Regions from separate parts of the Homo sapiens genome. Here region 2 is linked to region 1. A link is an interaction called in ENCODE POLR2A ChIA-PET data of the cell type or tissue named here. Cell type or tissue: B cell. All regions are shown on one strand. Each heading gives the region's core, and the rest is flanking DNA. Links, peaks and the distances in the headings are about the cores only.

Region 1 (2,907 bases), core at 309-2,808:
ATTTGGGAGCAGTCAGACGGGAAAGCTGCGAGAGGAACTAGGCTCCCCTGGTTGGGACAAGCTTACATGGTTTGCATATTCGTTTTGGTCAGGTCGAAGGCCCAATCCACGGTGGCTGGCTCCAGTCCAGACACTCGCTTACATTCAATGGAGACATTCAACCTGAGAAGAGGACAGGACGTGTACGGAATTGGTTACAGCACTCCTGCCAGGGCACTGCTGTTCCTCCCTCAGAATCACAGGGAGGAAGGCCCAGTCTCAGTTACTGCACAGAGAAAAGCCAACCCTGTATCTGCCCCAGCATGACTAGAGAAGGTGCAGGAACAAAGTCTTTCAGGCTGAGATTAACAACTGTGGCCACACGGCCCACCCCCCAACCACAAGGCCCGTTTCCTGCCTCCCCAAGCTGTCCTAATCCGCCTCGGCACTTTGTAAACTTCTTGTCCCTCTCTGCTCTCTCTTTATTCTTTTTCTACCTTTTCTGTCTCTTCTGTACTTTGTTATAAACACTCATGTCTTCTGTTATTTAGTTCCTGCCCTTAGGCATTTTTCCTGTTGCTGTAATTTCTGAGCTGACTCCTCACTAGGCTCCCATGGGACCCCATTCCTCTTATCTACCAATTGCGCCTTCAAAACCACTGGGTGACCCTAGGTCCTTCGAGAAGACTACGGCTCAACACGCCCCACCCCGCCCCAGGAGTCCTGCCTGCCTCATCTGAGCAGGGGGGATACTCTCAGCTGATCAAACAGATTGAGGCAGGAATGGTGGCTCACACCTGTAATCCCAGCACTTTGGGATGCCAAGGCATATGGATCACCTGAGGTCAGGAGTTCGAGACTAGCCTGACCAACATGGTGAAATCCCGTCTGTACTAAAACTACAAAAAAATTAGCTGGGCATGGTGGTGGGTGCCTGTAATCCCAGCTACTCGGGAGGCTGAGGCAGGAGAATCGCTTGAACCTGGGAGGCGGAGGTTGCAGTGAGCCAAGATCGTGCCATTGCACTACAGCCTGGGCAGTGAGAGCGAAACTCTGTCTCCAAACAAACAAAAAAAAACCGGGTGAAGCAGGCTTCAGCCCAACACTGTTTTTCTAAACCCACAAATGCCTAAGTGTTAAGGTATCTGTTTCTAAATGAAATTTAAGTAAAAAACAGTTAAACTCCTTGACTGATCTGTGAAATCACATTCCCTAGAGAGCACTACATTCTGAAAGGACTAGAGTCAGCAAACTCTAAGCCTTTAAAGAGCTCCCGTATCAATACCTTTCAGTGACCTTTGACACAACCCCCAGAGGATGTACGCACTGGAATCCCATCACCTCTACTGACTGGCACACCACACTCAGCCTTATGAATTCAGAACTCCCTGCCCCTGAAGCATCTTCCTTTCTTTATCACCCACTTAGCCATCACAGCTGCCCAAACACAGCACTGCACCTATCTTAACTATAAAATGTCCAAAGCCCACCTGCAGGTACGAATTCTCCATTAAAGTACATGAAAGTAAGATCACAACCACAGGAACCACACAAAATTCAAGGCACCAGAGGAGCCCAGACTTGGCTGGCAATGCCTGTTTTGGAGCTATTCCACATTTCTGGAAGTCAATGGGAATACGGAATATGAAAACACTATGAGGCCGGGCACAGTGGCTCACGCCTGTAATCCCAGCACTTTGGGAGGCCGAGGCGGGCGGATCATGAGGTCAGGAGTTCGAGACTAGCCTGGCCAACATAGTGAAACCCCATCTTTAATAAAAATACAAAAAATTAGCCGGGCGTGGTGGGGGGTGCCTGTAATCCCAGCTACTCCGGCGGCTGAGGCAGGAGAATTGCTTGTACCAGGGAGGCAGAGGTTGCAGTGAGCCAAGATCATGCCATTGTACTCCAGCCTGGGCGAGACTCTGTCTCAAAAACAAAAACGAAAACACTATGAGATATCACAATATGGGATATCTAAAGTATGTCAAAAGACTTTCCAGGCCGGGCGCAGTGGCTCACGCCTACAATCTCAGCACTTCGGGAGGTTGAGGCAGGTGGATCACCTGAGGTCAGGAGTTCGGGACCAGCCTGGCCAACATGGCGAAACTCCGTCTTTACTAAAAATACAAAAATTAGCAGGGCGTGATGTCATGTACTTGCAGTCCCAGCTACTCAGGAGGTAGAGGCAGGAGAATCACTTGAACCCAGGAGGCAGAGGCTGCAGTGAGCCGAGATCGTGCCACTGCACTCCAGCCTAGGCACAGAGCGAGACTCTGTCTCAAAAAAAAAAAAAAACAAAAAAAACCTCATACCAGCTGCTACTTACTGAGCTGCATATATTCTCTTTCTTCCTTAAAAAAAACCTTCCAAGTTTGGCTGGGCACGGTGGCTCACACCTGTAATCCCAGCACTTTGGGAGGCCGAGGCGGGCGGATCACAAGGTCAGGAGATCGAGACCATCCTGGCTAACACGGTGAAACCCCATCTCTACTAAAAATACAAAAAATTAGCCGGGCGTGGTGGCGGGTGCCTGTAGTCCCAGCTACTCGGGAGGCTGAGGCAGGATAATGGCGTGAATCCGGGAGGCTGAGCTTGCAGTGAGCCGAGATGGCGCCACTGCACTCCAGCCTGGGTGACAGAGCAAGACACCATCTCAAAAAAAAAAAAAAAAAAACAGCTTGCAAGTTTGGCATCATCATCCTATTTGACAGGTAAGAAAATGAGGCTTGAGGAATATGAGTGACTTCTCCAAGTAGAGTTATTAAGAAGCCCAGCTACAATTCAATCCCCCAGAGCCCCAGTTTATCCCCAAGCCAAGATGTTACATTCTGGAAGCACAACTCATCAACAGCATCTCAGGTAAGGCAGATTATACTTCCTATTTTAGAAACCAAAACGAGAAAAAAACGTGAGGGGGCCTTCACT
Region 2 (2,907 bases), core at 90-2,589, 1.8 Mb before region 1:
GCCTTTACTTCCGGTTCAAAAAAAGCTATGCAGTGTCCATTCCTGGCGGCATTCTCCCTTGGACACTGAGGCCTCTGAACCTTCAATGGAATGGGAAGACAATATTTTGTCAGAGGCTTTCAGGTAGGAGGACAATGGTAGCACTGTAGGTCCCCAGTGTCGCCTAGAAAAACAATATGGAATGAGGAGAAAAGATAAAATTATGCAACAGCAAGCCCTCAGGATAACTTGGAGACAAGAATGCTCAAACTTAAAAAGAACAAGAAAAACAAATAACATAGAAATTACCTGGCCGGGCGTGGTGACTCACGTTTGTAATCCCAGCACTTTGGGAGGTTGAGGTGGACAGATTCCTTGAGCCCAGGAGTTCGAAACTAGCCTGGGCAACATGGTGAAAACCTGTCTTTACAAAAAATACAAAAATTAGCTGGGTGTGGTTGTGTGCACCTGCAGTTCTAGCTACTTGGGAGGCTGAGATATGAGGATTATTTGAGCCTAGGAGGTCCAGGCTGTACTGAGCTTTGATTGCACCACTGCACTCCAGCCTGGGTGACAGAGTGAGACAAGAAAGAAAGAAAAAAGAAAGAAAGAGAAGAGAAGAAAAGAAAGAAAAAGGAAAAACAAATGGCAGCTCAGACTTTCCTTCCCACGCACCCATTCCAGCCCCACCTGCCACAAGACTGGCTGAGGAAAACTGGGGCAAAGGAGAGGAGGGAGTTGTAATGGGGCTTAAGCTTGATCTAAGACCTCACCAAAAACACTAAGTACACCTTGAGCCTGAAAATGTTCAAAAGTGTCTGCAGTAGTGTCAGAGCTGGGACAATAGGTGGGAGGTTTAAAAGTACACGTGAGGCCAGGCACGGTGGCTCACGCCTGTAATCCCAGCACTTTGGGAGGCCAAGACGGGTGGATCACCTGAGGTCAGGAGTTCGAGACCAGCCTGGCCAACATGGTGAAATCCCATCTCTACTAAAAATACAAAATTAGTCAGGTATGGTGGCATGTGCCTGTAGTCCCAGCTACTCAGGAGGCTAAGGCAGGAGAATCGCTTGAACCGAGGAGGTGGAGGTTGCAGTGAGCTGAGACTGTGCCACTGCACTCCAGCCTGGATGACAGAGCGAGACTTTGTCTCAAAAAAAAGTTATACGTGAAATGTGAAGCCACAGTCTTGGAAACACATAGATCCTTGGGGAGCAACTACCCACAAAAGAAAGGAAAAGTGTCCTTTGGCATTTGGGTGTGAAGAGAGAGGCAAATGGAGAAGTTTAATTGCCCTCCAAGACAAAAAAAAAAAGAAGGCCCACAACCCCCACCCCTGCAAAAACAAATTCACTAAAGCATCTGGACTTCACAATGTTGCCAGAAGAGGGCGTGTTATCTAGGGATCTTGTAAAACACCCAATACCACAAAAATGAATAATGAAAAGATAGGTTCATACAGCTATTGCAAAATATCAGAAAATGAATTTCATCACATATGAACCAAGGAAAATTCACACAAACCTCTGAAACAATAGCCATGAAGAAGAAGAAAGCTGTAATACAACACTAAACAGAACCAAATATATGCAAAACAAGCATTTGAAGACATGCAAAACCATTTTGGGTGGGAAATTTAAAAACAAAGAACAGAAATAGACAAAATAGAGGAAGAAATGAAAATAGATTTGGTTGAACTCAGGAAAGAAATGGAATAAACAGACAAAATTATCTAGAAGTAAAGATTAAATTACAAGATGCCCAAGGGAGAATAAATTCAAATAAAAATTTAATAAGGGGCATTGAAGGAATACAGGTAACCAAGCAAGAGAATGAAAATGAGATAAAGAAGTAGGCTGGGTCCAAAGAAAGTAATGGAAACAGAATATACTCAAAGAAGGAATCACATGTGTATTATTGGAGTCCCTGAAGAAAAAATAAACAAGTAAACCACAACTAATATTTAACACTGTAAGAAAACTGTCCAGGAGCAAAAACTCTGCACATTGGAAGAGCCCACTGGGAATGTGGGCAGATTCACTCAGTGTGATCAACTTTGAAACATATCCTAGTAAAACTCTAATTTCAAAGACTCTTTTTTTTTTTTTTTTTTTTTTTGAAACGGAGTCTCACTCTGTCAACCAGGCTGGAGTGCAGTGGCATGATCTTGGCTCACTGCAACCTCCACCTCCTGGATTCAAGTGATTGTCCTGCCTCAGCCTCCTGAGTAACTGGGATTACAGTCACCTGACACCACGCCCGGATAATTTTTGTATTTTTGGTAGAGACGAGGTTTCGCCATGTTGGCCAGGCTGGTCTGGAACTCCTGACGTCAGGTAATCTGCCCACCTCGGCCTCCCAAAGTACTGGGATTACAGGTGTGAGCCACTGTGCCCAGCCTCAAAGACTCTTTTAAAAAAACCCTCAAGGACTCCAGGCAAAAAGATCAAATAACTCACAAAGGCAAAATAATTAAATAATGAGAATGACAGCAGACTTTTTTTTTTTGAGACGGAGTCTCGCTCTGTTGCCCAGGCAGGAGTGCGATGGCGCGATCTCGGCTCACTGCAGGCTCCGCCTCCCAGGTTCACACCATTCTCCTGCCTCAGCCTCCCGAGTAGCTGGGACTACAGGTGCCCACCACCACACCCGGCTAATTTTTTGTATTTTTTTTTAGTAGAGACGGGGTTTCACCATGTTAGCCAGATGGTCTTGATCTCCTGACCTCATGATCCGCCGGCCTCCGACTCCCAAAGTGCTGGGATTACAGGCGTGAGCCACTGCGCCAGGCCAACAGCAGACTTTTTAAACCAGCATACAAAGCAAGACAGCAATGGAGCAGCAGGTTTTAGACATTACACCTTTACAAGTGTGAGCCAGGATTTTATATTCAGACAAACTATCCTTCAAGTATCATGATTATAGGAA

What was found. Peaks named below come from ENCODE experiments on the same cell type or tissue, not always from the same donor. Only the 100,000 strongest peaks of a DNase experiment are listed, where the experiment ranks them.
Region 2: POLR2A ChIA-PET joins it to region 1 with 9 read pairs; 1 of 35 experiments calls an interaction of 5 or more read pairs at or near these places.

The regions. Positions count from the first base shown.
Region 1 is chr11:63,949,493-63,952,399 of GRCh38, reverse strand. It overlaps NAA40 (N-alpha-acetyltransferase 40, NatD catalytic subunit), which reads right to left. Exons shown (of 8, transcript NM_024771.4): 4 at 67-162. Among named protein-coding and RNA genes, the nearest start is that of NAA40, 12 kb to the right of the region's middle. In B cell, for the core only: no CTCF peak of the experiment used is centred there; no DNase peak of the experiment used is centred there; H3K27ac peaks cover 401 bases.
Region 2 is chr11:65,768,448-65,771,354 of GRCh38, reverse strand. No RefSeq gene overlaps it. Among named protein-coding and RNA genes, the nearest start is that of AP5B1, 11 kb to the left of the region's middle. In B cell, for the core only: CTCF peaks have their summits at 1,174 and 1,375 (motif pointing right); a DNase peak (open chromatin) is centred at 1,364.